Linked DNA regions of Mus musculus: region 1 is linked to region 2. Evidence: chromatin loops called from intact Hi-C (ENCODE). Cell type or tissue: left cerebral cortex. All regions are shown on one strand. Links, peaks and the distances in the headings refer to the core of each region. The heading gives the core; the rest is flanking DNA.

Evidence for each region. Peaks named below come from ENCODE experiments on the same cell type or tissue, not always from the same donor. Only the 100,000 strongest peaks of a DNase experiment are listed, where the experiment ranks them.
Region 1: a loop joins it to region 2, with 4 times the contacts of the local background. A loop is called at or near these places in 22 of 42 quality-filtered maps.

What each region holds. Positions count from the first base shown.
Region 1 is chr14:49,230,925-49,246,625 of GRCm38, reverse strand. It overlaps ccdc198 (coiled-coil domain containing 198), which reads left to right and starts at 1,198. Exons shown (of 7, transcript NM_025956.4): 1 at 1,198-1,268; 2 at 1,365-1,585; 3 at 2,815-2,897; 4 at 10,660-10,746; 5 at 12,062-12,163; 6 at 13,655-13,814. The coding sequence starts at 1,369. In left cerebral cortex, for the core only: CTCF peaks have their summits at 8,281 (motif pointing left) and 11,616 (motif pointing right); DNase peaks (open chromatin) are centred at 4,886, 8,264 and 11,637.
Region 2 is chr14:49,531,829-49,547,529 of GRCm38, reverse strand. No RefSeq gene overlaps it. Among named protein-coding and RNA genes, the nearest start is that of Slc35f4, 14 kb to the right of the region's middle. In left cerebral cortex, for the core only: a CTCF peak has its summit at 7,219 (motif pointing right); a DNase peak (open chromatin) is centred at 7,216.

The DNA.
Region 1 (15,701 bases), core at 3,817-11,816, 300 kb after region 2:
TTTTTTTTTTTCTATTCTTAGGTATGAACTTCATGGACAGAAATGTGTCTGTTTTAAAGGAGCCTAACCTGTAGGCAATAAGGACTATTCTGCATTTGTGGACAACACCGGCCTAGAAAGGTGAGCATACAGGCCGATGCCAGTTGTTATTCTATGGGCTATAGATGGAACTAATTGATTCATTCGTCATGAAGTCTTATTAGTAACCCCGCTTTGCAAATCAGGACATTAAATGACCTGTAATAGTCACAAGGCTTGGAAGTAGCACCTTTGTTTCTTTAACCATTTCTACAACTGACCAGCTCTCTCTCAGCTTTGTTTCTTTAATCATTTCTACATTGATGCAGCCTTTCAAAGTTAAATGATACAACGGCAAAAAATTAAAGCTAGATATTTCCTATTGACTCTTCCTAATCACCATGTTAGCCCTTTAGCAAATAGATTTCACACCATGGAAAATATTTTTTAATTCATCTATGGAGATATGCCAAAGGCACCTGTAATCTGTGATCATGAACAACTCAAACTTGAACGTGGGTTCCACTCTGAGTAAAGGTCTGACATTAAAATCACTCATAAAGCCATCACTCAAAAGCCGCTGGTCAAGCCATTGGCACATTTCCCTCCATTTTCTTTTTCTACGTAAAACAACATAATAAATAGGCTCTGTTTGAAAACAGTTTTTATTTGGACCACTTATTTAAGAAATTTGTCCCTTCATTCCCAGCAGGGAGATGAAGAAAACATCCTATTGTCTTTTCGTTCTCCTGCAATGTATTCATTTCCTTCGAAGGTAGCTCAAGTCACTGATAGAAAAATCAAGTGAAGCCTTATCCACCCCCTGCTTCTTCTCCTAACTGGAAGACATATCCTCTAATTAAAGTTATAGATTAACAAAGCCCTAACTCATTAGCATCTGTCCTCTCATTTCTAACAATTTAGCTCTTCTGGGCTGTTAGTACTTCCCCCAACATGTTTACTATGAAAGGGTGCTCCTAAGACTTCTCTACAACCCTGCTCTGTGTGTCTTGTAATGGCCTGGGGTTGGATAATTGTTTAATGATCAATAGAAACTTCTCTCCATGTAACTGAGTTTTTCAGAGAGTAGAATAACCAAGTCAATGTTTAACTGCATTCTTTAGTTCTGGAATGGCAAAGTAGAAGTTGAAGGGAAGTCTCCATGGAAACCAACCTCCCAGGAAGTGGCCAGAGTAGTTAGTGTCGAGGTACAGAACAGGGAAGATGTCATGAAGGAAACACCTGCTTTGGTAAGCCGAGGTAAACTCCTGAAAACATTTAACTAAATCGAGCTCTGTAGAGGCCCTCACCCTCTCCATCATGGTTTTCTTCTCAATGTCTTCAAGGAACATGGGCCTGGGCCACTCCAAGGCTCACCCTCGGGTGATCAAAGTCACACCTTTACAAAGCCAAGAAACAGAGACACCCTCAACTGGCCCTGTGTTCTTTGCATTGAATCGGAACCTGGAAGAAGAAAGCTCATTCACGAGACTGCAGGACCAGAATCGAACTCGAGAAGGACAGCTACCACCGCTTCGAGAAACTTGGTATGGAAGACTCCCGGCAGGTATGGCAAAACCAAACATAAGAGTTGCATGTCTGGGACTTGGGAGGGCTGTGGTACATTTACATGACTATCTCCATGATCTCCAGAAGTCTAGAATATTGAAATATAGGAGAATATTTTTCAGTGAGAACTGAATGTTTGTCAGATGAATGTCTTCTGTTACATTTGATTGCTTGTATCAATTGTGGATAAAGTACTTCTATATAAGAAGGGAACACCATCCGGTCTCACTTGAGTCTGTTCTGATTTCAATGTTTATGCCCACCTCCTTATGCAGTCACAAAGAATGTTGACAGTTGCAAAGACCACAGAAATTACAAAGCCACTGATGTGCTAAATGGTGGCAGTTGTGCTCCAGTTGGATTCTAAATTTAAGTCATTGTCTCCAGGGGGACTTAATGCATCAGGCTTTGTAGTTTTGAGAGTAGCCCTATAGGAATAGACCTCTCCAATTTGAATTTTGAAACCAACCCAATCAGTATCAATTTACTACATAAGGGACAGTAGGTGAATTACCCTTCCTGAACCCCATGTTTTTATGGTCATCACAGAATTAAGAAACTTTTCCCCACAATTATAGGGAAACTCTGGGCCTGAAATGGCTGCAAGTTGTTCTTAGGTATTTATTATGACATGTAAAATGTTTCCTGGTGACCATAAAGATAATTAAAACAGATATGCTAACTTGGAATGAGAAATTCATGTTTAAATGTGTTATCTGGTACATATTCCATATACTTGTGTCATCTTTTCTCTTCTTCACATTCTGCATCAATAACACAAATGAACTCTCCTTCCCTTTATTTGGGGGGAAATTTCTTGGTATTGAACTAGTGAGCCAGAGACAGAGCTCAGAGACAGAGCACTTGCCTAGTACACGTGAGACCCTGGATTTCATTTCCAGTACAGACTAGTCGGTAAGTTTCTATGTTCCAGGCTAAATGTTGTGTTTGAGTAATACCCGTGATCAGTACATAGCTAATTTTGCATTTTTGTTAGCCTAGGGGGCTATGGAAAGAATAAATCAGACTAAAATGTTATCACTTGCATTCATGTAGGGGCCCTGCTCTGTATGTCTCATCTCTGCATTTAACCAGAGAGTTAGGCATGTATAATTGAAAGATGCAAATTGTATAGATGATGACTACTGAACGATGATCAGCCTGTATGCCTAACTTGACAATAAATTGCTTTTAATGGTTTATTATTGCCCCGTCCAATCTTTCCAGTATCCAGGGCCATGTATCTTGACATCCCACTGAAACATGAAGAAACAAGTATTATCAAAAGGCATCCACCCCGAAGAATTCAAGTAAGATGAATTTAAAAGTCTTCTTAAGGAATGTCTTTGCTTTAATACTTATACCCCTTTTCATCCATAATTATAAAAGAACCTTAAATACCTTGTTAATGAGATGCAGTTACAAAGAATCTTGACAGTTGCAAAGGCCATAGTATTAGAATTTCCTTTAGCAGTGATGTCACTTTTGAGACTCACAACCCAACCCCACTCCAAAAAAAAGTTGTTAACAAGGAAATAGGCTAGAGATTTAAAGGACCTGAATCTAGCACTTGGTTGACTGAGTATTTGAAAATGACAACTACTAATACTATTCCAGTCAAACACCACATTGGAACTTGATCTATGTCATTCAGGTAGTTCTCTAGGCCAATATAAGAAAGAAAATACCATCTTTGTTTTCCACATGTGGTTCAGAGAATGAAGTAACTTGTCAAATGTCACAGAAGGTATTAGCCAGACCTCTGATACTTCTAACCTTCAGAGTAAGTTGTCTCCATCTCCCCTTAGTCCCATCCTTTAATCATCCTAGATGTCACAAGCAGATGTTGAAGTTAGAGACACTGGGGCCAGATATGGTGGCGCACCACCTTAATCCTAGCCCTTAGGAGGCAGGTGCAAGCAGATCTCTGTAAGTTCAAGGCCAGCCAGGGCTACAGCATGACTGTCTAAAAGAAAAGGGATAGGGGAGTAAGGGATACCAGAGCAAAAAAATTGTAATGTATCTACCTTGATTTAAGATGTCATAGATTCCCTTTTGAGAGGTACAAATTCCAGTAGGACAGCTCATCGTAAAAAGAGAAAGAGCTCAGAGTGGGTCCTTGAAAATGAGTGTTGGATAACAGAAGGCATGGGGCTCTCTGTGAGCAGAGCAAGGACACAGCCAAACCCTACCTGCTCCACAGTTCAGCCAGATGCCCAGACTGGTTCAGGGGCTAATGGAGCTCTCTGCTAAGTACTGAGGTCTCAGTCAGTTCTTATGTACTTGTCTTCTTTGGAAGCTCGAAATTACTACTTGAAGCGATTATTACCTTTAGTTCCAAAAGAGCATTTCTTCCAGAAATGTTAGAAAGTGGGAAGATAATATTTAGTTCAAAAAAAGTAAACAGCAAATGTAATGAATCAAGGTCTAATTTAAAAATATGAGCATATCTCTAGCTTAGCAGAGAAACCTAAAGCTGGCTTTATTCTTAAACTAAATATGGCCTTTCAAGGGAGTATTTAATATATGTTCCTATGAATCTCTGACACCGGCTAACTCAAACAGAAGAAATCGCTACAACCAGAGAAATATATTTATGTAGTACTCTCCAGACCACAGAACAATTTTAATATTTGCCAATCCTAAATAAGCTAAAATTAGGTTTTGATTCCTTCAAATTCAAAAAGAGGGTGTGGATATTTCCGAGTCTGACACTGTACCCCACAAACTAGCAAACCACCTTAAGATCAAAGAATCAAGACTCATTATCTGAGCACAAAGACTATTCTTTCTTTACTCAGTGTTATGTATTCAGCCACTGACAATCTATGCCACACAAAAGTTTAGTAGTGAATGAATGAATAAATGAAAGGAGATTCATCCATGGTGGAAGGAAAACATGCCAAGTGTACAAAGATATCAATGTGCTTAGTTATAAGGATACGGGGATATTTTGTTGAACCCAAGATCTGGGAGACATTAGACTTAGCAAACTTCTGAAAGGCAAAATTCTATACAGCTCACCTTAGTTCTGTACTATAACCCTGCATTCATTTCCCTCAAAGAATCAGTGTTTTCTGTGTCTCAGGGCCACCCTAAACTTGAATCTTAAACATCTAATCAAATGTACAGAGTTGCCTGACCATGGCCAGTATTCCAAATTCCTGTGGGGGAAAGGTCTTACTGGCTCAGCTTTACTTGTGATCCTAGCTCTGATCCAATGAGCTGGGAGCAGAGGACAGGCTTGTGCTAGAAAGACGTGGGCAGAGGAGGCACCCTGTAGGCTCTGGAGTCAGCTCCCAGATAAAAGGGAAATCACTAGGAACTTGGCAGACACTCCTAAAGATATCATCTATAATTATCTTCACAAATGAGGCTCAGCACATTTTTCACCACAAATGGGTTTTTGAGAGAATAATAAATGCTGGGTTCCCATGACATGCTAATTAATAGCCTGATCTCTGCCAAAGAAAATTCTAAAAGTATTTTTAATTATTAAACCAAACCTAATTGCATCCTAAATAATTTGAGTTGGGTATTTGGCAACCTCCACTTCCGGGACCTCTCTACTCCTTAAGGAGCACCTCTTCCTGGAGGTGAGAACTAAGGAGCACTCTTCCTGGAGGTGAGAACCAAGCTTCTCTGCTTGGGGGCTCTTAATCAGTAATGTCCCCAACCCATGTAGGAGAACTGATCAGCAGCACCCCCTCTATCCTGCCCATCTTCTCCTCCAATCAGGCAGCCTAACAGGACTGTCTTCTTACTAACATCTTCGACACCCCCACCCCTGCATATTGACTCACGTAGTCTAGCAGGATAATTCTTTGATTTCCAGAGATTGTTTTTTTTTTTTTTTTCAAATTTCAGCATCCTTATAAGGCCTACCCTGAACAACCTATTAGCCATTGCAACCCCCATCCCAACAGTCCTGATTCCCTCAGACCTTCTCTCTCATGACCCCATCCTCACCCCACACACACTAAGATATTGATACTATACTTAAGATTCCCTAATTCTAACATGTGAAATCCAAAGTGCTCCAAAATCCATTTTTTATCTGATCACTGACATTACCACGGGAGGAAAAATTCCAAACCTGCAGCCAAAAAGCAGAAACATTGAAAATATTGTGTAAAATTACCTTCAGCTACTGTGCCTAGCAAACACATGAAACAAACTGTGTCCAGACTTGAGTCCCAATCCCAAGATATCTCATTATATACATGCAAATATTTGAAAAGCAGAAATAAAATTCCAAATTTGAAACACTACTGGTCCCAAGAAACTCAAGTAAGGGATACTGAACATATATAATATACGCAGTAGGATTTTGATACCCACTGGCACCAAAGCCCCCAAAGGAAATGGATGGCACACTGAGATTTTAGTAATTCAGGGAACTTTCTTTTGCAACCCTCCTTGCACAGAAGAGAAACAGTCAAAGATAGTGCAGAAAGTGTTAGAGGCAGCAGACAGGTAACCAGCTCTGGGCCAAGGCAAGGGGAGAGATTTCTAGAGCCTGGAAGGATAGAGTCAGGTAAAGGAAGCTGCACTGAGGGTAAGAGTGGCCTTCCACTGAGAGACATGTTCACCCGATAGCCCAAATACCTAACCTCATTGTCATCTCCTCAGTGGCTGCACCCAATAGGATGGCAGGGAAGCTGCTGCATGGGACAGGCAGAAGACTGCTGTCAAGCCGGTAGGAAGAAAGGCCACCTGGCACAACGTCGTTCAAGTTCAGGAGTTTTCCTTTAGACTAAGTTTTATCGGTTTCCTTTAGTGTTAAATTTTATCGGATTTTTTCCCCATCTATTAAAACAATCACACATACCCACACACAGAGAAATGCCTACCCACACAAAAATAAACAATTCTCTGGGTTTTCTTTTCTCCAGCTAATACAGTCTAGAGTTTATAATGGTGAGCCATGGTGCGTTTCTGGCATAAACTCAACTTGGTCGTGAGATAAGTGCACACATACATTGCTGAACTGCATTTCCTTCGACTGTGTATCTGCCTTAATGAAGGAGACAGACCTACACTTTTCCAACACAGTTTTATATCAGCTTTGCCATCAAGATTGAATTATTCTTGGAAAATTGAGATTTCACACCCTTCTTTTCCAAAACATTTATTATAGCAACACAGAATTGCTCTAGTTCCCTAACATTTAGTAAAAAACATTTTTAGACTCTTGGACTTTTAAGGAAAGTGATAATTTTTCCTACTAGCTTAATTAATAGGTCTGGGTTGGTTTGAGTATCTTATTCTTTCTGAGTGTTTCTTAGAAATCACCAAAGCAAGCTTTTGAATTTATTGTTGCGGGGTCTTATCTTCTTTGTATTTAATCTTATGCTAAGTCCTGTGAAATGAATCTTCCAGCTTTCAGTATGTGTTTACAGTGTGTGTGTGTGTGTGTGTGTGTGTGTGTGTGTGTGTGTGTGTGTGTGTGTGTGTGTGTGTGTGCTGGCTAGAAGCTGATGTCAGCTAGCTTCTTTAATCACCCTCTACTTTATTTACTTACACAGAGCCTCTGGCTGAACCTGGAGTTCACCAATTCAAAGTTTAGCCCATTTATCCTGGGCATCCCATTTCTACCTCCCAAGTAGTAGGGCTCACACTTTGATGGTGAGCGTTATCTGCCGAGCCACCTACTCATCCCCAGATACATTTATTTTACTTCAGTACTGGGCAATGAACACATGGCCTCTTACATGCTAAAACAACATGCTCTGCTGCTCTGTTCAACTTCAGCCCTGTAGCTCTTCCATAATAAGCAGCATTAAAGAGAACTGAGCCTTAATTTAAAATTGTGAGCCTGGATCTTTTATGGAGCATTTCCCGATCTCCTTTCCTGAATATAAATAACTTCTTACCTGGCCTAAGTGTCTTATGGATCGGCTTCTCACAAATATGTGCATTTCTGTTTTCTGATCTAGAGAAATATTTATCTTGTACTAAAGCCAAATCATGTCATGTAAACCTTTTTTGGGGGGTGGGGTGGGGTTCAGGGGTTTCATGGATAGCTCCTCTGAACAAACAACTGCACTGTAAATCAGAAATCCTTCTTGGGCCTTAAGTTGTCTCCATGATCATCTCCCTAAAGCTGGCATAGTGTCACTTTCTTCACTTCCCAGAATTTTAAGAGACATGTTAGGTCACTGTGCCAAACACATGCTACATTTTCTTGAAGTTGCTCTGACCCACCTTCCTTGTCTTTTAATAAACAAAACCAGCCTCTCCTAAGTCAGTGATTGTCACCAAGTGCAGAGGTTGGTGGTACTTGGTTGATTGATCCTCCGGTCCCGAAGCCCTAGCACATATTCCAGCTGATGATATTGATCATGTGTTGACGAGTCAGGTCATTCAGAAACCTTTAGGCAAATATATTTCCTAATGTTAAAAAAATGAAAAAGTACCACCCTACCGTTCCCCTAAACAACTCCTTCTGGTGTGATTCTTCTGCAAAGGATGAAGAGAAGCAACTGCCTTCCTCTGTAGGGGAAGGGAGGTGTGCGTGCGCGTGCGCGTGTGCGTGTGTGCGTGTGTGTGTGTGTGCATGTGCGTGTGTCCAGGATTCACTGGGCTGGCATATTTACATGAAGCCAGTTTGCCCAACTGTTTCCCTGTATTGCTTCCCTGTATAGTTCTGTGCAGGTGGAAGCTTGTTGGCACTGCCGCTTGCTGCCATCTAGTGGCTTGGCAAAGAGAACGTGTGGTTCTTCAGGTTCCTTTTTCAGAAAGTAGATGCCTAGAGGGCTCTTAACAATAGCTACCATTTAGCCTTGATCAGAAATGTGAACCTAAATAGACGGCTAAGGACAAAGGAAAGGGGCTCAGACAACCATACTATCAAACCAGAAGCCTGGCCCAAAGAGTACTTTTTTAAATGACCCAAATATTTTGGTTTATTCCAACTCAGTGTCCACACTATACACACAGATCATCTACAGTCTCCTTGGATGTGGTTCCTTCAGTCATTAGTAGCAATGTGGGATCATTCCACACCCCAACCTTTAAAGAAATCTTCAGCATCTCTGGGGGAGTTCTGAAAACTTTCTACTTACAAGACATAACGCAAGCCTGGAAAATCTCCAGCCCCGGTGAAGTGCCTGGAGACTTTGTTTTGAAATGCAAGGGCATTCTGAGAATCAGCCTTCCAGGAAGCAAACTATGAGGTGAAGAACATGGTTTGATATATGGTACACATCTGAGCTTGAGTCCTAGTGATGCCACTTTCCAGTTGGGCAAACCTGGACAAATCGTCAGCCTTTCTAAAATGGGACCCTTAGAATTTATAAGGTCTTCCAAAGAACGACATATGATGGTACATTTCCTCGTGCATACAGTAAGAAATGATGGCTACACAGCCATTCAGTCTCACGAATAGACACATCCTTAAGACTCACCCATGCAGAGGAGACACAAACTTTTCTGTTCTCCCATTTAACCAAGCCCCTGGCTGTCATAGATTCTTCTTCCCACAGGTGTCTGGAAGGGTCCCCCACTCTTGGTCTCTCCCTCCAGCATTCTGGCACAATCAACTGCTGTATCCAGAACTAGCATCTTCATGCCCTGAAATGCTAAGAGTGGGGGGAACAAACAGCTTCTCTTAGTCACCGCTCATGGCTTCTTTACTAGGTTAAGTTCCAAGGTCCGACCGCATGGGAAATGTGTCTAATAGTCACCAGTGATTATGACTAAGGCGGCTGAGGATGCTTCTCTGCTGAGACTAGGGCAGGCAGACCGTTCTCACCTCAGAGACTTCCTGGATGCAAAGAGCTCAGCTCTGTCTCCCTGAGTGAATAAACTCTGCAGACACCCTCTGCATGTCGATGTGAGGAGACAAGCTTTGTCTTCCATGCTCAACTTTGTAGAGTCCAAACTCTTTTGTGGAGAAGGAAGGCTGGGCAGTGGGCTGGGGCGATGGCTCAGTGGATAAGGTGCTTGCTGTGCAGGGATGAGGACCAGACTGGTTACTCAACACCCGAAAAACTAAAAAGCCCAGTCTGAAAGAATTCAGTGATGACAGGCACATCTGTAATGACAGGCACATCTGTAAAGCCAGCAGACTGGGATTGGAGGGGCTTTGTGTAAAAACAGATGTTCCCAGGGGTGCCCAGCCCAGCCATTTAGTGGAAACAGTTACAAGATCAGTGAGAGACCTTGTCTCAAAAACAAAAAGTAAGGTTGAGAGCTGTAGAATAACATCTGACATCAACCCTTAGTCTCTACAGGTATATGCAGTGATGTGTGTGTGCGCACACGTATACACACACACACACACACACACACACACTGGGGGCAAGGAGAAACTTAGACAGGCCCACGGATAAACTCCTGCTCAGTTTCAGTGAACCTTTTAAGCTCCAATAAATGTCTTCCATAAACCTTACTCCCTGCTTAAAAAAAAAAAAAATGACCCTACCATTTGTTAGCAGTTTGTACTTTTCTCTCTTTTTTTTAAAGATTTATTTATTTATTATATGTAAGTACACTGTAGCTGTCTTCAGACATTCCAGAAGAGGGCATCAGGTCTCATTATGGATGGTTGTGAGCCACCATGTGGTTGCTGGGATTTGAACTCAGGACCTTCAGAAGAGCAGTCAGTGCTCTTAACCACTGAACCATCTTGCCAGCCCAGTTTGTACTTTTCTCTTAAGCATGCCTTGTCACCCATGATTACTGAAGGAACTTCCCCCAGAGACCTCCCTAAGGACTGGGACAGCACTGGGTGGTTAAGGGAAGATCAGGTGTGTCTCCAGTCTCTTTCATCTCTACTAGTCTAAGACCCCAGCTATTTGGTAACTTTAAACACGATCCCTCAATCCCTGACCAAGATTTTGATTAATAACTCACTGAAGACACTGAGCTAGAACAATAAAGAACCCTGTAGGTCAAAAAGCCCTTCCCACAGACGACAGTGGTGACACTGGGTATGACCTTCCCTGTGTGTGCCCAGGAGGAAGTGCCGCTTTCACACAATGCTCGGGTAGTTTAATGTACCTGCTTTTGTGTTTCATCGTCTCATGGTGTGAGGGATGCTGAACACTCTAAATTTTGGACTTCTAGAAGCTTGAACCCATTGACCTGCCACAAGCAATTACCTCTGAAAGGCTTCTGTGCCATCAAGAAGGCAGAACAAAGTCCAACACAAAGGTGAGCTGGGGCGGTTGTAGACTGGGGGAAGTGGGTGAGACTGGGAGAGTCGCTCTTTTCAAGTTTCCCCTTCACACAGGAGTTCAAAGCCAACGCAGACTGTTCAGTCCTTGGCAGGTAGAATGAAAAGCATCAGTGCTTGCTTATGCCTGCTTGCAACTGGCAAGTGCCCTCCACCCTCGGGTGAGGCCAGGCTCCGTCTGCTTTGTGGAGAAAAGAGAGCCATGTAGATGAAAAGGGAATCTTGCGTGGAAACTGGTGGTTCTACAAGTTTTCATCTGTGCTGGGGGAAGCCAGCACAGCTCTTCCCTTCACTCCTCCTGGGTTTAAAAAAACGATCTCTCAAAACCCAGGGAGAGCTTCTCCAGAAGTTATTCCTGACTTCTGTGCCACCAACCTCTATCAAAATGTAACCTCAGGGAAGGGCTTCAGTCAGCTTTGCCCTGCAGAGTAAAAAAACGAAAGCTGTTTGTAGGGGTCCTTTTCAAACCTTGTCCTGACTCATTCCGGAGCCAGCCAGTCACTGCTGGGTGAGGTTAAGGGTCACCCGCATGCTACAGGTCCTCAAGTCCGTGCTTAACGTGCTGGCAGCTGCGGCAGCCTCCCTCTATGTTTCTGCACCATGCAACACACTGTCCACAGGGCAGCACAAAGGGTTGTCGCCAGTTCTGTTCTTTACCTCTGGGCAACAGTAGGTGACAAATGAAAATACATTCACCCCTGCTTACCCTCAATAGCCACCTCTGCCACTGAATTTCATGACAAACTAAAGGGAGAGCAGCAGACTCATCAGTAGTCATTTCAAAGCCTCCCTTAACTGCTGTGCTCCCTGTACTTATATTAGAATATGAAAACAAACTGTAGAGAAATAAGTTCCACAGGGCCACTAGGGGGTGCTCTTCTCACGTCACAGCTGTCCATTCAATGGTAGAAGACACAGGAAGAGAAAGGGAAGGAAGGTCTCATCAAACCCAGCCACTCTTCTAGAGAGATATTACAAGCATCTGTTGGGGGAGAAATGGTACATTGTCGAAGTGAGATTATCAAAATGAAATTGTCAAGGCCTTACATTCAGGCTTTCAACACTCTGCAAGAACCTTTAAAATACAACTAGATACACAGCAGATTGCCACTTCATTCAGACAGCTATACAAAGGACTTGTCAGGGACACACACCAGTATAGCTTTATCATGACAGGAGAACACCATGGATTACAATGGATTAAGATCTCCTGCTCCAAGAAGGATTGAAGGCTGTAGATTGTGGCAGTCAACAACAATGACCCCAAACTAATAAACATGTCATCTTTCACAGCAGGAAAATGAGAAGAAAATTCAACTTCCTATGTACACTTCTGGGAAAAGACAATATTTGCATAAGATGAAAATGCTAGAGATGAACCATAAAAGACAAGAGGTAATGAGAAGAGGGTCGCATTTACCAAATATGGAGGGCACCATCACTGTCCCACCAAGGCCAATCTCTACTCGGCACTGGAGCAGAAGCTGCCACTGCCCAAACTGGAAGAAACAGGAAGATGACCTTTGCTCCCAGCCTTGATCTCTTTTAATGTTCTAAACATTTATTTCCTTATTTTGTGGGAGCACAGGGCACACACATGTGCTACAGTGCGTGTCTGGGGGCCAGAGGCCAACTTTTTGTAGTAGGTTTTATTTTCTTCCACCATATGGGTTCTGGGTCTCGAACTCAGATTGTCAGACTTGGCAGCAAGCTCCCTTAATCACTGAGCCATCTCACTGGTCCCTTGGGTGTCCCTTTGTCTTTGTCTCTTTGTTTTGTTTTTGACATAAGGTCTCATTACATAGTTCTGGCTGACCTGGAACTCACTCTGTAGGCCAAGATAGCCTCCTGCTTCCTCATTGTTGGGATTAAAGATATGAATCACAAAGCCTAGCTTATGTCTTCTTTTTTAAAACAAGCTGCCTTGGACCCTCTGGTTGCAGCCAGAAAATAAGGTAAATCAATAATACTAGTTTCTTGGTTTACTTAGAGAGGGAAAAGAAGTCAGTGTATAGTCTGATACACAGGCCTCTCCCTGTAATCCATGCTGCAGAATTTTCTATAGAGAAACACTTGGTACTGAGCATGCTTGTACCCCATGCTTGTGGGGCTGTGCAGGAGGAGTGCCACAAGGTCTAGGCCAGCCTGGGTTACATAGAAAGTTTCAGGACAGCCTGAGCTACGGAGTGAAACCCTGTTTCCTTTTCTGCTGCTATAAGAGAATACCAAAATGTGTTAATTGACAAAGACAATAGAGATACTGCTCGTCGATCCAGAGGCGGAAAGAGCTAAGACTGAGACACTGATGATACAACACAGCACAAGCAAGGAACGCAGAAGGTGACAATGTTCTTGAGAGTGAGGGGTCAGGGGGCAAGAGCAAGCCAAGGCAGGCAAGCAGCCTTTCTAGCTCTTTCTAGGGAGAACTAGCCTCCTCCTGTGACAGTAGTTTTCCTCTATCCTGAAAGTGAGCCACCTACAAACCAGCATAAGGATTGGGGTAGGGATATGTTTCCAATCTAGATTTTAGGAAGACACACTGGAATACGTTCTCCAGTACAGCTCTGCAAGTGTCCTACCCTAAACGCCGCTCTCTAAGGAAGCATCCTGTGGTTCTATCCTCTGTAATTCCAAACACCACATCTACAGACAGAGGCCAGCAGGCTTCCTCTTTCCATTGGCCATGCCTCTCTGAGACAGTGAGCATGCTCACTTGTCTCCTAACAAGCCTGAGAATAAAGTTCCCAGGAAGAAAACCACTCCACTGTGTTCACGGGTGTTCAGGTCTGTGAACTGTCCACCTTTGATGTTGCTGAGATGCTAACCTGTTCAGGCAGGGGAAGACGGTTTAGGGGGACACTAACCACTTCTAGTTGATCATTTCAGGCCCAAATGGAGTTGAGGAAGAGTCTTCTGAGTAAGGCGATGCTTGATATGCAAAAGCTGAAGGACCATAATGGCAATAAAATCGCCCAGAGCAAGCCAAGGAGCAACGGCTATGACATTCTCACCATACTGCCTAATGAAAACATAAACAGAGATCCAGGTGAGCCATTTCTTTAGTAAAACATTTCACGGGGTGTTTTTGTTTTGTTTTGTTTTGTTTTGTTTTGGGAGTTTAGTTGTTTTAAGACAGATTTCCATGTAGTCCAGGCTAGGCTCACTATGTAGTCAAAGATGACCTTGAACAGAATTCTGATCCTCCTGTCTCCACCTCCCAAGCACTGTATTGCACCACTCTCCCTGGCTTGTTTATGCCACGCTGGGTGTTAAACCTAGGACTCTATATATAGCAGGCAAATTGTCTGCCAGCCTAGCTACATCATTGGCTCCCTAGTGTTGTTTTGAGACAGGGTCAAACTTGAACTCAAGCCCCCACCCTGCCCCCACCTCCATATTTTACACACTGAGATGCAAGCATGTTTTAAACTTTATCAAATAAACATCCATGATGGGCAGGGGAAGAAGAGTTAGGGGACAGCAAATACCTACTGCTGGGGGGCTATGTGACATCTGAGAGTGTACATTGCATTGTATTTTGCATCTCTGGGAGGAAAAGATAAAAGCTTAAGCTCTCCATTCAGGCTTCTCTCTTCTTGTAGGTGCTAAGTGCTTCAAAGGCACTCCTGAAACCCTAAGACAGGCTCATAGAATCATCTTACTACCAGAGACGGGGAGGCTCTTACAGATCCGTGACGTCTGTACTCACAGGACAAATACTTATCAGACCCTTATCCCTCAAAGCACCCTTGGCCAAGCAGTTCAGCCTTCTTGGGTCCCCAAGAATGTCAACAGTGAGTCTAGCACCACTGCCTTTTCCAACTGGCTCCTGCTGCAGCCACCATCTTTACTGGGGAGGCCCTCATGATCCATGCCACTTAGGCTAAAGCTAAATTCCCAGTCCCATGTTCTGAAGTTCTAGTTCATGAAGCACTCTGTCAACACAGAGCAACTTCATAGAAAGCACATCTGACCATACCACTGCCCTGTTGAGAAAGCCATCACCAGGCTGGAAAGCTGGCTGAACGGCTGAGAGTGCTTGCCTTTCTATCAAAGAAACCAAGTGTGGTTCCCAGCCCTCATGTAGGGTGGCTCAAAACTGCCTGTAACTCCAGCTCCAGAGAATCTGATGCCCTCTTCCAGCCTCCTCCAGAACCTGCCCACACATTCCATAGAATCACAGAAATACATACTCATAAATAAAAATAAATGTTTCTTAAAAAAAAAAAAAGCAGGCAGGGGGTGGAGAAATAGCTCAGCAGTTAAGAGCTCTGACTGCTTTTCCAGAAGACCTGAGTACAATTCCCAGCAACCACATGTTGTGGAATAAACAACTTTTGCAACAACAAAAAAAATAATGTTGACAAAACTAAGAAAAAAGGCATTCAGCTAAAGTTAATCACTGCAAAGCCATCTCCAGAGAACAAGCCTAAATACACATATATCGGCAGGGCCCAAGAAAAATGTGCCAGGCTTGGGGGGACACAGGAGGGACAGCAGACAAGTGTTTTCTATGGCTTTCCTGAGACGTTCTAAAGAGGCTTCACTCTGCTCTGCTCCAGCTGTGGTTTGTTGACTCCTCTCTCTAAACTAAACCTGTAATCCCAGTCCTTGGCCACTTGAGTCCCTTGGACTGCATAGTGAGTTCAGGTTCCAAACTGGACTCCCTATCTCAAAAGAGAGAGCAACCAGCTGGTCCTGTGATCTGGTCTTGACACACATTCTCTCCTCTAATAGGACTAGAAGAGTTAACACTCACGCATAATGTAACACAGGCAGAATTCACATTTTTGTGGCCTAACTACTACCACAACCTTCCTCGGGGGTTAAGCATCCACAGCTTGGTCTAGGACAGCCTTGGAAAGTATGCAGGCCTAAAGCTGGAATCCCTTACCCATCTTTGAAGAGAAGGCTACATTCTCCAGTTCTAGAT
Region 2 (15,701 bases), core at 3,383-11,382:
AGAGAAGACAGATGTGAGAATATCAATTGCAATAGAATGGAGAAGAAATCCCCAGAGGAGGTACCAAGCATTATGGAATGCAAAGGATTGGGGGGATGGTCCCAGTGCCACCAGGGGACTCGAGAAATATTTTAATAGAAGTGTTGGTACAATTATGACTTGAAAGAGGTCTTCCTGGGGGAGAATAATAGTGACATTGGGAGAGATCCATGAAATGTGAAATACCAAGAGAACAGAGTTCAATCTAGAGTTCAAGAACAACCTGCAGTACTAGCCAGCTTAGCTGTTGAGTGCTTGGTTGGGTAAAAGATGATATCTGTAGTTTGATATGGCAGTGAGAGCTGAGAGTGTAACATATGGGGGTTGTAATATGCATTGTATTGGTACATTATCACGTGCTACTTGAACTCCCTGAGAAGCTACCTCTGGAACTAGAGTTGTCTACCTCAAAGTGTCTTCCAAGGCCCCTTTTCTGCAGTGGACTGTCCCCTTAACTCTGTGACAAGAAGGGAAGACAACAGCAAAATATCCCAAGAATAAAAACATCATGTCCTAGACGATAGCTGGAAGGCAAATCATTTCCAATAGAGGTTGCTATTGTCTCCCAAATATTAAAATGCCTGCATGGGAGGTTTATCCATGGAGAGTGAAAGCTCAGTTGATAACCCCAGCTGACTGCTTCATTTCCCCAGTTGGTGTCTATGAGATATTGTGAGTGCACAGTTTGATATTTATCTCTGTCTGCTAGCATTTGTTCTTTTACTTGAATGTCTCACCTGAAGAGTTACTATCCTCTGTCTAGGACTCTCTCCATTGCAAACACCAGCTGACTACATCAATGGAACTTTCCTGATGATTTCTGATGAATATGTTGAATACCTAATTTGATGGTGTTTGCCTGTCTGTCCTCATATGTATCCACCACTCTTTCTTCTTTTACTTTGGCTTGATATATGTTTAAGAAACTCACTCATCAAGACCAAAAGCATTGCTTTTATAGTACATGCTTTAGACTACACAGAGCAGAGCCTTAGGATATGTCCTTGTTGGCTTACAGCTTCTTTTACAAGAAAATCTCAGTCCTGCATTTGTGGAAATAGCAGAAGTAGTATACATGTTTCAGTTTATGTCATTGAGCTGGTTTTCCAGTGTTCTTAGCATTATAAAAAAAATCTTTGTGTATTCTTAAAGGAGTCAATTGATCTTCCTTTAAGGAGTAACACAGACTATTTAGTTCTAAAGAGTTTTCTGTGATAACTAGTATTGACTAATTAATAAATAAATATGAAAATATCTACTAAACACCTCTGGCATTGTACTGGTTAGTATTAAAATGATCAAGAAAGAGATTGAGGTGCTCTGCAGGCAGTGTTTATGGTCTACAGAGGGAGATCAACAGGCAAAGAGGCCTTTGTTGAAGAAACACTTTCTGTGCTGGATTGGGAAAAGAAAGCTCCAGTCAATGGGAGAGGTCAAATGGCTGAGGAGTGTTTAAGACAGAGGGAAAAGCACATACAAAATCCTGAGGGGCAAGAAAGCATGAGCTTCTTGGGGCCTCAAAGAAGTCCATTCAGAAAGATGGGCTGAGAACTATCCCTGAGTGGAGAACAAACAGGTAGATGGAGGCCCAAAGCATGCAGCCAATTTTAGGAGGATAGGATTCACTCTGAGAGTTTCATTGGGCCATTCAGGTACTTAAACATAGCTTTATTTTAGAGAAAACAAATTATGATTTAAAGGGGGGGGCACTAAAATAGTAGAAAGCCAATCAGAAGGCTGTGGTAGTAATCCACACTAGGAGGAAGGTCACCTAACCTTGTCTAATGACACTGAGAAATAAGAGAAAAACCTGTAGGGAATGGCTTTTATGTTTCTCTTTTTGAACCACTCCATGTTTGCGGAGATCACCTGAAGGTTAAGTAATCCACTTATCTCCTGTCTTTGGTTTGGGATTAGTAGGGCCTATGTATAAAGAACACTGTCAATGTGTACCCACAGTACTTTGTCATGGTCCTACCAGACCTACTGGAGTCTCCATTTTCTGGGGCCTATTTTTCAGGGTCCTGTTTGGAACACCGAATGGGATTCTCTTTAGGGGCAGATCTGTGAAAACTTGCTCTCAGTGTTCTCATCAAAAATGATTTTTTTTTCTTCTCCTGATGATCAACTTCTGACCAGTATGTATTTGAAACCACAAGCAGAAAGTGTGCTTTGGTGTCTAGGAAGCAAGCCTTAAAACAAATGATTGTTGCTTCTAACAAAATATGTTGGCATGCTTGACACCGTTGACTTCTTTCTGGTTTTGTTTACTGGCTTCTACTTTGAATTTTACATTCTTTCCAGTCATTTACTTCCTTGTTATTATTATTATTGTTTCAAAACTTGTACTTTAACTCCTTTCTGGGATGAAACTGAATATAATGTAATTGATATAAACCTCTCTGGCCTCTGTGGGCAGTTAATATTGAAAATATGTGTATGCACGTGTGTGTCAAAAATGTGGCTGAAAAAATTTTAAATCATTTTATTTATATAAATTCCAAATATTTCCCTTCTTCCTGGTCCCTCCTCTAAAAGTTCTTCACCTCATCCCCTTTGCCTCTGAGAGGGTACTCCCTTACCCACGCACCCTCTCTCCCACCTCACTCCCTCTTGAATCCCCCTTCCCTGGGGCATCAAGTCTCTACAGGATTAGGTTTATTCTCTTCCCATTAGGCCAGACAAGGCAGTCCTCTGATACATATGTGTCAGGAGCCATGGTCCAGCCCATGCTCTTTGTATGCTCTTTGATTGGTGGCTTAGTCCCTGGGAGTTCCCAGGGGTTCAGGTTAGCTCATAGTGTTGGATGGCTGAAAATTTTTAATGCAAAAGCTCCACTTCCTTTAATAAGGAAAAACAGGTATTTCTCAGTTTTCCTCTGTTAGGGTTATAATTTAATCATAACTTTGGAAGTAGCTAGCTGTTTTCTGATTTTGAAATAGTAATTTATTTTCACCTAGCATTTTAACGTTTTTCTTATGTTAGAATATTTGAGTATTTTGTTAAAATTGGTATTTTAAAAATATAAATGTGGTTATATTGGGTTAGTAGTTTTCTGAGTCATAGAAATAATTTCCTCCCTCTTTTTTTTTTCTTTTTGTCTTGTAACAGCCAGGGTCTGTAATTATAGAAAAGAAGTATGGGTTTTAAAAATGTATTTGTGCTTCTAAGAAATGAGAAATAAGTACATGTGGTGGGGAGGGGTGGTCTTCAGATCTTTGCTACTGGTTATAATAAATTTTCCCACAACCAGTAACCAAAGACTGTCCTAAAATCATGGCTGACATAACAGCCCCATTTAGTCAAAATTCCTAGTCTTCTTGTTAGGCATCTGATTGTGCCTATGTTATGTAGGCCCAGCCTATATGAGTGTTGGACATTTAAACCCCCATTTTGAAGTCAGGGACTTTGTAATTACATGTCATGCAAAAGGCTTCTGTTTCTATTCAGATCTTATATCACTGTTTCAGGTAACCTTTCAATTCAAAATTCTGGCTAATAAAATTGGTCTTTAATTAACTCACCACTGTCAGATTACTTGGGCTGATCTAGAATCAAGGAATTCTACTAAAGATCACATTCTAAGAAAATAAAAAGCACAGCAAAACAACAACAATGAAAGCAAAAACAAAACAAAATGAAAAAAATTGAACAGAAAAAGAAAACACAAAACTGATGAGTCTTCGTAGCAAAACTGATTCTAAGTTGCAATGGCTAGATGTCATGGAATCTGGATATGGCCCTATTTCTTTGCAGCAATTCAATCAACCAGAAGGATTTATAATATATTGCATAATACTGTTCTGTTGATCAAACTACCAGGCAAGAACAGACTAGAAAGGTAGAGAGATTGATTCTGCCTGCCAGCCTGTGGGTCACCAGAGAACTGGGTTTCTCTCACATGTCTTCTAGTGTGCATTGTTTTACAACATGGGAAGTTATTCCAGCTTGTTCATGAAAACACAAAGCTGGGAGACTAATATTCAATTATGCACACTTTGAAGAAGTAGATGAATTCTCAACTGGCCACTTGCTAACACCAGTGCCTGTGTGAGCCAAACCAAGATCAGCAAGCCTGGAGTCACCAACTGACCAATAGTTTTAAGTTGCCAATAAAGTCACCAAGGTTTGGTATGCAGTAAAAGCTGGAGAATGGGAATACAATGTTGATACCACAGTGATAAGAAAGTCCTACTAGCCTGCAGGATTAAGGAAAGAAGGGGGTTAGAGAAAAGATGAAAAGAATAATATTCACTCACTCATGGACTTTCTCTCTTCTGGATGCTCAGCTGATGATTTTGTTTTCTCCTAAGTCAAGGAAAACATTGGTGAACAAGTATCCTGCACATGATAGCAAAAGATTATATGGAAAGGATGAAATCCAAATCACTTAACTAATTATGCATCCCAAGAAATTTGTCAAATTGAGCCTGTATTAACTCTAACAATAAATACTGAAAATGTCATCCACAAACATAAAAAGATGAATATCTCTATGCATTTCCAAATATTAGCTTTCTTTATTTCTACACTACATCTCCAAAGGATGAAGAGCATCATTTCAGCATGACTGGATGCCAAGTTGGTTAACCTAGCAAGTTTAAGTCACAGCAGAAATACAACTCACATAGACTGACTGGGGAGTAGACATCTTGAGTTTCAATTTAACTTGAAATCTATGCAGGTATGGAACACTCAAGCACAGCTGGGTTTTTTTTTAAAGATTTATTTATTTACTTTATGTATATAAGTACATTGTAGCTGTCTTCAGACATACCAGAAGAGGGCATTGGATCCCATAACAGATGGTTGTGAGCCACCATGTGGTTGTTGAAAAGTGAACCCAGGACCTCTGGAAGAGCAGTCAGTGCTCTTAACTGCTGAGCCATCTTTCTGGCCCCCAAGCACAGCTGTTCTTTTCATTTGGTTCTATTGCATAGAATAAACTGATAGTTGAAGCTGAGCTGCTGTATAAACTGGAGTACCTTATTTGTTTAAGAATCTGTGGATTTTAAGGCTTCTTTGGGATTTGTAAAAGCTTCTATGTACTTGTTGTCATGAAGCTCTGAGTTATTATTTATGAGAACATGGAGAGATAGAAGAATTAGAGACCTTTAGTCAGACCTCATGACATTTGCTGGAATGAGGATAATTGCAATTATTGAAGAGATTAACATACAGCCAGCATATAGCAGCACATGATGGTGCAGTACACATAAAATGCTGGAGAACAGACTTGGGAAACCATTATTTTGGCTTGTTGTATGTGTAACTGTTCATTATAATATGAATTATATGAGTAAATCATATATTAGAATATTTTGAAGCATATTAATAATCTTGAGATTTTTTCCAACTGCTCCATGGTCTTTGTTGTTATTAAGTTTTTCAGAATATTCTAGACAAAGGATTCACTGTGATTTGCTAAACCATGTTCCTATATCTTGGCATTTGAGTTGATTTTATTTTCTCTTTGTTCTCAGCAATGTTTCTCAATGGTCACAGGAAGATAGAACTTGTGGGAACTTTAAATTTTAGGTTAGGCTCTTTCCTTTCTTCTTGTAATTCGGGAGAGATTTGGTTTCCACAAGGCACTACATGAAGGCCTAACTAGACAATGGTGTATATGACCTCCATCCTTTAGATATAGCTATTGGGTAGCCTTGGGGATATACCAGATTACATGCTATGATTATATAAGTACCAGGAAAATACTACATCTATGATTTCAACCATGGACATATTAAAGTAGATGTTTTCACAGTTTACGCCATTGAGATGATACCCATTGTCAACATGACCACAATTTTTCCACTTAGTTTCCAACTCAGAATCCGGAATGAATGATTAGAGCCTGAAAAATTAGTGTCTTCATTTGTGTTCTGTAGAAAGTAGAGCTAGAGAAAGCAGTAGGGATTTCTATACTAGAGCATGCTCTTGTAGGGTACATGTTATTTTATTGAGCAATATTTAACATCCAAACTGAACAGTAAACTGATTGCTTGGTTTTGTGGACAAGAGACTGCATAACTGATTCCTCAAGGCAAGCTATTAATAATAGAATGGAGAAGACTATATGCACCAGCTCTGATCTCCTGGTCTTATAGTTTGGTCTAGTGCTACATCTGCCCTGAACTTTTAGGTTACAAATTCTGAATCAAGGAGTAACACTTTTATGTCAGCATCAACAACGGAGCCTCTGGCTGTCAGCCTCTTGTTTTTCTAAAGCCCATAGAAACCCATGCAGAGCTGCTCATTCCAAAGGTTAAGAGACAGAACTAAAGTATGGAAGACATTTGGCCCAACTCTTTCCATGCCTCCGTTGAGAGCTAGCTGTCTCTGATTTGTCAGGAGTCTCTTTCAGCATCATCTGGTAGCCAGAGAAAGAAAGAGAACTTCCCAGTGTTCCACTTCTGTATTATCTCATGATGGTTAAAGAACATTTTAGACAAATATTACAGACATTGAAGTTAATGATGAAATAAAACCTTGTGAATATATTTTCTAAAAATTAATAGTTCTTGACACAAAAGTCAGGTCTTTCTTGAAATTTCTTTTAATAGTAGTTAATGTTCCAAATGTTGGTTTATTGAGCACACGTTGTAGAATTTCTGTCTTACTGATGTATTCTAATGAGTTTTAAACATTCTATTCTCTATGATTTCTGTTCCAATTATGATGTTTCATCCTAACAATATACATTTGTCTTTTGTATGGTTTACTGATGAATTAATTTAAGAAGGGATGATTCTTAAATAGGTATAGTATGTCTTAGGAAAAGAGGAGTTTGTGTGATGGTGTATGCCTGTAATCCCAACACTCAGAAGGCTGAAGCATGAAGATTATGAATAAGTGGGCTGATCAGGACTACAAAAAGAAGTCTAGACCAGTTCTTAGCAAATTCCCAATGAAGTGAAAACAAAACAAACCAAAACCCAAAGGAATAAAGAGATTATAATTTAAAATTAGATATAGGGTTCACAGAAGGGATTCAAATTCCTTTCCCTTTTAATTTTTTAACAACATTCCATCTAAGTGTTGAAATCATCTTGAATATTGATGGTCAGTCACAATGCCAGGGAAAGAAAACGCTTTAAGTGTTTGTACCACCTTCTGCAGAGATGACACATCTCTTTTGATCACAACCAGCCTCAGTCACATAGCTTCCCACAGCCACAAGGGGGCAGGAAGTGCAATTCTATCCAATGGCTAAAGTGTGGGAGGAGGATAAATACTTGGCAAATAGTACTAATGACTACTTCAGTAGGGTTGGCATTTTTACAGCTAATGTGATGTTAAACTTCATGTGATAAATAATACAAAGCACACTTGAGACTGTGCCTTGTAGAGCATGTTTGGACATTTAAATTACAGAAAAGCTTATTTGTAAAATGAGTATGTAGCAAGTTTGAGAATATAACCACCAACACAGCTGTTCAAAAAGGTTTGAAAAATTCTTATTCACTTTAAATTACTGTAAATCTTACTCCAACTTCCCATTCCTGCTTAAAAAAAAACAGTAGAAAATGTAATCTCAGTATTATTAGGGCACCTGTTTCAGAGCTAGGCAGTCCTGGAACATCTTTGGAGGGTACAAACTCCAGGGAGATGCTTAAGATTTCAGTCCTCTGTGCACTGCAGGGATCTAGTTCATTCAATCTCTGCTGCTCTGGACAAGCTAGGAGGCATCAGAGATGGCTGAGGGTGAGAAGCCCAGTGGAAATGCCACAGCATCCCACAGAACACCACAGAGATCTTTCAAGGATACTCTGCTTCCTTGACACATTTTCACAGTGTCATGGGAGTTTCCTCTTAGAACTGAGCTTCACTAGTCTTTGCCCCTATCTCTTCCTGAAGCCAATTCTTCCTGACCTTATAGGTCTTTAAAGGATGGGAAGTGTAGGCTTTGGTTTTTTTCAAAACCTACTTTTAACAAGTGTTATTAAGTGCTTTAACCTCCCTTCTAACCTACCACCCACCAGAGGTAGTAGAAAAGAGAGATGAATAAAGCAAAGAAGGATGTGACCCTGTTTAGAAATAGTTCTTTGGAGCAATTCCCATCTTCTTTGTCAGGATCAGCAGTTCGTTGTCAGGATATCAGCAGTTCAGTTCACAGGAGTCAGCAGCAGTAGCTTGATCAACTCACCAACACTATTCATGAGTCAGCAATGGCAGGTCCATCCAGAAGAAACTCTGTCAATTTGTTGGAGTCCAAAGAAGCAACAAGAAGCCACCAGAATATCACCAGAAGGTCTTTGGTGGCTTTTCTCTCTATAAAGTCATGACAAACATTGACCAGCAAAGAATGACAAGGCGCACCAATATTATACAGGGTCATCAGCAAATACCCATATCAACAAAGCCCAATGATGACCAGCAAAATGTAAGGCATACCAATGCCACATAATATCGTCCACTGTCTGTTGGGTTATACTTATATCCTTTCCAAACACGTTCTCTGAAGCATCTGCTCTAGCAAAATATCACATGCTTTTTTTTTTCCACGCTGCTTCCAGAAAAATACCACCTGTCTGTTCTCAGTAAAACATCATCTCAAGTGTCTGCTTCAGCAGAAACATCCTCTTATAGGACAGTTTCCAGAAAAAAAGTATCACATAACACAACTGAGTCTCCAAAGAAACCAGAAATTTCCACTTCAGGGAAGAATTTGCAGTATTAATGACTCCATCTCCTCTGAAGCTCAGCTTTTCCTTGGATAAACAAGACTTGCCTCCCATGACTCCTGTCATGGTTCAAAGAATTGAAGGTGACCTGTGAAAGTAACTGCCATACAAAAACTCCTAAGGGTGCTAAAGTATGAATTAAGTAATAAATAATAAATGAAGCATGGGTAAGGTTGGAAGAACAACATTAATATTTCTTGTGCATCTCCTTGGAGCCAGGCTTCTGTCACGTTTTTATATACTATCAACTTCACTGCTACAGAAATAGTGTGAAGTAGAGGTAATGAGCCAATTTTGCAGAAGAGGAGAGTGAATAACTCAGAGGGCTGTAGGTATGGATAGAAGAAAATGGGGACCTACCATTTATGAAGATTATGATGTGCCTGATGCTGCTATGTAGGGATGTACAAAGTGCAACTGTTCCTATTGTAAAGGTAAGTAAATGGAAATCATATATAATTTAAGTGACTTACCAGAGTTGCCCTGTTGGAGAATGATGAGATCACAGAGGACCCATGATGTTCTGGCTCCAATATCTTTATGTCAAATCATTGTCCCACATCACTGAAAGAGAGGAGAAGGGAGCTGGTGATAAAGCAGAAGAGCAAACACAGGCAGACAGACAGACAGACAGAGAAAATGTAGACATATTTTAAATTTCAATTTGTTGAAATTACTCTGGAGAAATTCAGTGCATTCCCAAGGAGATGAGAGTGGAAAATATTCCCTGGAACAATTCTGCCACCTTAGGTCAAAGAAAAGACTCTGTCCCAACTTCTCACACAAACACCCAGATTTCTGGATCCCCAACACCTTTCAACTGAAAAGTCAATTTAAAAATGCTTGCCTTTGCCTAAAATTAGACTAAAAAGACCATTTAAGCATTCCAAATGGAACAACTGATGATGTAATAGCTAAATATTGAAAACAGCTTTCTTGAAAGTGAAGTATGAAGGCCGTGATGGTTCCTTCCCAAGAGTCTTTTCTGACTGACTGAAAGCCAGATATTTCTTAAAACATTAACATTCGTGTCTGCCCAGCCTGAGAGGGCTTTGCCTGAGCATCTGTGGGAGACATCTTGGATCCCAGACTCCACTGAGACTACTCTGCACAGGTGAGTGTGTGGACTACAGAAACTAACAGCTTCTGGGACAGGTGGGAGCCACAAAGCTTCTGAGGCAGCCCCCTTTCGGGCTCCAAACATCCCGGCACCTTCCCTGCCAGTGGATAGGTGTCCACCCAGCCTGGGAGGGTTTTGCCTGATATCTGCAGGAGACATCTTGGCTCCCAGACTCCACCAAGACTAGTCTGCACAAGTGAGAGTGTGGACTACAGAAGCTAACAGATTCTGGGACAGGTCCTGTTTCGGGCCTTCATCTTCTGCCAGGAGGCAAGTCTGAACACCAGATATCTGTGCACGTTCCCTAAAAGAGGAGAGCTTGCCTGCAGAGAGTGCTTTGACCACTGGAACTCAGAAGAGAGCTAGACTTCCAGGTCTGCTGGTAGAGAATAAAAGAATCACTAGAGAAACAAGCTCTAACCAGAGACAACTATAACAACTGACTCCAGAGTTTACCAGATGGCGAAAGGCAAACGTAAGAATCTTACTAACAAAAACCAAGACCACTCACCATTATCAGAACCCAGTACTCCCACCTCAGCCAGTCCAGGGCACCCCAACACACCCAAAAACCTAGACCCAGATTTAAAGGCATATCTCATGATGATGGTAGAAGACATCAAGAAGGTCTTTAATAACTCACTTAAAGAAATACAGGAGAACACTGCTAAAGAGTTGCAAGTCTTTATAGAAAAACAGGAAAACACATCCAAACAGATCATAGAAATGAACAAAAATACTAGACCTAAAAAGGGAAGTAGACACAATAAATAAAACCCAAAGTGAGGCAACGCCGGAGATAGAAACCCTAGGAAAGAAATCTGGAACCATAGATGCGAGCATCAGCAACAGAATACAAGAAATGGAAGAGAGAATCTCAGGTGCAGATTCCATAGAGAACATGGGCACAACAATCAAAGAAAATACAAAATGCAAAAAGATCCTAACTCAAAACATCCAGGAAATCCAGGACACAATGAGAAGACCAAACATACAGATAATAGGAGTAGATGAGAATGAAGATTTTCAACTCAAAGGGTCAGGAAATATCTTCAACAAAATTATAGAAGAAAACTTCCCAAACCTAAAGAAAGAGATGCCCATGAACATACAAGAAGCCTACAGAACTCCAAATAGACTGGACCATAAAAGAAATTCCTCCCGACACATAATAATCAGAACAACAAATGCACTAAATAAAGAAAGAATATTAAAAGCAGTAAGGGAAAAAGGTCAAGTAACATATAAAGGCAAGCCTATCAGAATTACACAAGATTTTTCACAAGAGACTATGAAAGCCAGACAATCCTGATCAGATGTTATACAGACACTAAGAGAACACAAATGCCAGCCCAGGCTACTATACTCAGCCAAACTTTCAATTACTGTAGATGGAGAAACCAAAGTACTCCACGACCGAAACAAATTCACACATTATCTTTCCACGAATCCAGCCCATCAAAGGATAATCACAGAAAAATAAAAAATACAAGTATGGAAACCATGTCCTAGAAAAAACAAGGAAGTAATCCTTCAACTAATCTAAACGAAGACAGCCACAAGAACAGAATACCAACGTTAACAATAAAAATAATAGGAAGCAACAATTACTTTTCCTTAATATCTCTTAATATCAATGGACTCAACTCCCCAAGAAAAAGACATAGACTAACAGACTGGCTACACAAACAGGACCCAACTTTTTGCCGCTTACAGGAAACCCATCTCAGGGAAAAAGACAGACACTAACTCAGAATGAAAGGCTGGAAAATTATTTTCCAAGCAAATGGTCTGAGGAAACAAGCTGGAGTAGCCATTCTAATATCAAATAAAATCGACTTCCAATCCAAAGTCATCAAAAAAGACAAGGAGTGGCACTTCATACTCATCAAAGGTAAAATCTTCCAAGAGGAACTCTCAATTCTGAATATTCTGCTCCAAATACAAGGGCAGCCACATTCATTAAAGAAACTTTAGTAAAGCTCAATGCACACATTGAGCCTCACACAATAATAGTGGGAGACTTCAACATACCACTTTCACCAAAGGACAGATCATGGAAACAGAAACAAACAGGGACACAGTGAAACTAACAGAAGTTATGAAACAAATGGACTTAACAGATATCTACAGAACATTTTATCCTAAAACAAAAGGATATACCTTCTTCTCAGCACCTCATTGTACCTTCTCCAAAATTGACCACATATTGGTCACAAAACAAGTCTCAACAGATACAAAAATATTGAAATTGTCCCATACATCCTAACAGATCACCATGGATTAAGGCTGATCTTCAATAACAAAATAAATAATAGAAAGCCAACATTCACGTGGAAACTGAACAACACTCTTCTCAATGATACCTTGGTCAAGGAAGGAATAAAGAAAGAAATTAAGGACTTTTTAGAGTTTAATGAAAATGAAGCCACAATATACACAAACTTATGGGACACAATGAAAGCATTTCTAAGAGGAAAACTCATAGCTCTGAGTGCCTCCAAAAAGAAACTAGAGAGAGCACACACTAGCAGCTTGACAACACACCTAAAAGCTCTAGAACAAAAGGAAGCAAATTCACCTAAGAGGAGTAGATGGCAGGAAATAATCAAACTCAGGGGCAAAATCAACCAAGTGGAAACAAGAAGAACTATTCAAAAAATCAACCAAATGAGGAGCTGGTTCTTTGAGAAAATCAATAAGATAGATAAACCCTTAGCCAGACTCACTAGAGGGCACAGGGAAAGCATCCTAAATAACAAAATCAGAAATGAAAAGGGAGACATAACAACAGATCCTGAAGAAATCCTGTCTTAGTCAGGGTTTCTATTCCTGCACAAACATCATGACCAAGAAGCAAGTTGGGGAGGAAAGGGTTTGTTCTGCTTATACTTCCATGCTGCTGTTCATCACCAAAGGAAGTCAGGACAGGAACTCAAGCAGGTCAGGGAGCAGGAGCTGATGCTGAGGTCATGGAGGGATGTTCTTTACTGGCTTGCCTCCACTGGCTTGCTCAGCCTGCTCTCTTATAGAACCCAAGACTACCAGCCCAGGGATGGTCCCACCCACAAGGGGCCTTTCCCCTTTGATCACTAATTGAGAAAATGCCTTACAGTTGGATCTCATGGAGGCATTTCCTCAACTGAAGCTCTTTTCTCTGTGATAACTCCAGCTGTGTCAAGTTGACACAAAACTAACCAGTACAATTGACCCCTTGTCAACTTGACACACAAACACATCACTAGTAAGCCTCAACCCTTACATTCTTATTCATCCCCAAGATCTAAATAACTTTAAAAGTCCCACAGTCTTTACATACTCTTAAAATTTCAATCTCTTTAAAATATCCATTTCTTTTAAAATTCAAAGTCTTTTTACAATTAAAAGTCTCTTAACTGTGGGCACCACTAAAAGAGTTTCTTCCTTCAAGAGGGAAAATATCAGGGCACAGTCACAATCAAAAGCAAAAATCAATCTCCAACCATCCAATGTCTGGGATCCAACTCACGATCTTCTGGGCTCCTCCAAGGGCTTGGGTCACTTTTCCAGCCATGCCCTAGGCTCCAGATGCCTGTACTCCACTGCTGCTGCTGCTCTTGGTGGTCATCTCATAGTACTGGCATCTCCAAAACACTGCATGACCCCTTCAGTCCTGGGCCTTCAATTGCAACTGCGGCTGCACCTTCACCAATGGCCTTCCATGGCCTCTCACAGTGTCAAGCCTCAGCTGCTCTTCGTGACCCCTTCATGCCTTCAAAACCAGTATCACCTGGGTGACCCTTACACATTACCAAGTTCCGCTGCAAAAGGAGTACAACCTTGGCTATCTCTGGAACACAGCCTCTTTGTGCTTTCAGAAAACAGTTCCCAGAAGATGTCACCTCAACAATGCTGGTCTCTTCTTAATCACCGCTAATTTCTTAGCTCCAGCTAACCAGCATCAATGGTCCCAGTAATGCAAAGTTTTTGCTTTAGTAGTTCTGGTATCTTGTTAATCACAGCTGATTCTTCAGCCCCAGCTAACCAGAACTACAGAATCTTCACAATCAAAACAACAATGGCCCTGAAAAGTCTTTAATTTTCCCTCTGAAATTTCACAAGCCAGACCTCCATCTTCTGCACTGTTCTCAACATTATCTTCCAAGCTCCTACACAACATCTCAGAGCTCTTAACAAAGAATAGCTCTTCAAGCCCAAAGTCTCAAAGTCCTTCCACAGTCCTCCCCAAAACATGGTCAGGTTTTCACAGGAATACCCCACTCCTGGTACCAATTTGTCTTAGTCAGGGTTTCTATTCCTGCACAAACATCATGACCAAGAAGCAAGTTGGGGAGGAAAGGGTTTATTCGGCTTATACTTCCATGCTGCTGTTCATCACCAAAGGAAGTCAGGACTGGAACTCAAGCAGGTCAGGGAGCAGGAGCTGATGCAGAGGTCATGGAGGGATGTTCTTTACTGGCTTGCCTCCACTGGCTTGCTCAGCCTGCTCTCTTATAGAACCCAAGACTACCAGCCCAGGGATGGTCCCACCCACAAGGGGCCTTTCCCCCTTGATCACTAATTGAGAAAATGCCTTACAGTTGGATCTCATGGAGGCATTTCCTCAACTGAAGCTCCTTTCTCTGTGATAACTCCAGCTGTGTCAAGTTGACACAAAACTAACCAGTACAATTCCAAAACACCATCAGATCCTTCAACAAAAGGCTATACTCAACAAAACTGGAGAACCTTCATGAAATGGACAAGTTTCTAGACAGATACCAGGTACCAAAGTCAAATTAAGATGAGGTTAATGATCTAAACAGTCTTATATCTCCTAAAGAAATAGAAGCAGTCATTAATAGTCTCCCAACCAAAAAGAGCCCAGGACCAGATGGGTTTAATGCAGAGTTCTATCAGACCTTCAAAGAAGATCTAATCCCAGTTCTTCACAAACTATTCCACAAAATAAAAACAGAAGGTACTCTACCCAACTCATTCTATTAAGCCACAATTACTCTGATACCTAAACCACAAAAATACCCAACAAAGACAGAGAACTAAAGACCAATTTCCCTTATGAATATCAATACAAAAATCTTCAATAAAGTTCTCGCTAACTGAATCCAAGAACACATCAAAACAATCATCCATCCTGACCAAGTAGGTTTCATCCCTGGGATGCAGAGATGGTTCAATATAAGGAAATCGATCAACGTAATCCAGTATATAAACAAACTCAAAGACAAAAACCACATGATCATCTCGTTAGATGCTGAGAAAGCATTTGACAAAATCCAGCACCCATTCATGATAAAAGTCTTGGGAAGATCAGGAATTCAAGGCCCATAGCTAAACATGATAAAAGCAATCTACAGCAAACCAGTAGCCAACATCAAAGTAAATGGTGAGAAGCTAGAAGCATTCCACTAAAATCAGGGACTAGTCAAGGCTGCCCACTTTCTCCCTACCTATTCAGCATTGTACTTGAAGTTCTAGTCAGAGCAATTGGACAACAAAAGGAGATCAAGGGGATACAAATTGGAAAGGAAGAGGTCAAAATATCACTTTTTGCAGATGATATAATAGTATATATAAGTGACCCTAAAAATTCCACCAGAGAACTCCTAAGCCTGATAAACAGCTTCAGTGAAGTAGCTGGATATAAAATTAACTCAAACAAGTCAATGGCCTTTCTCTACACAAAGGATAAACAGGCTGAGAAAGAAATTAGAGAAACAACACCCTCCTCAATAGTCACAAATAATATAAAATACCTTGGCATGACTCTAACTAAGGAAGTGAAAGATCTGTATGATAAGAACTTTAAGTCTCTGAAGAAAGAAATTAAAGTTCTCAGAAGATGGAAAGATCTCCCA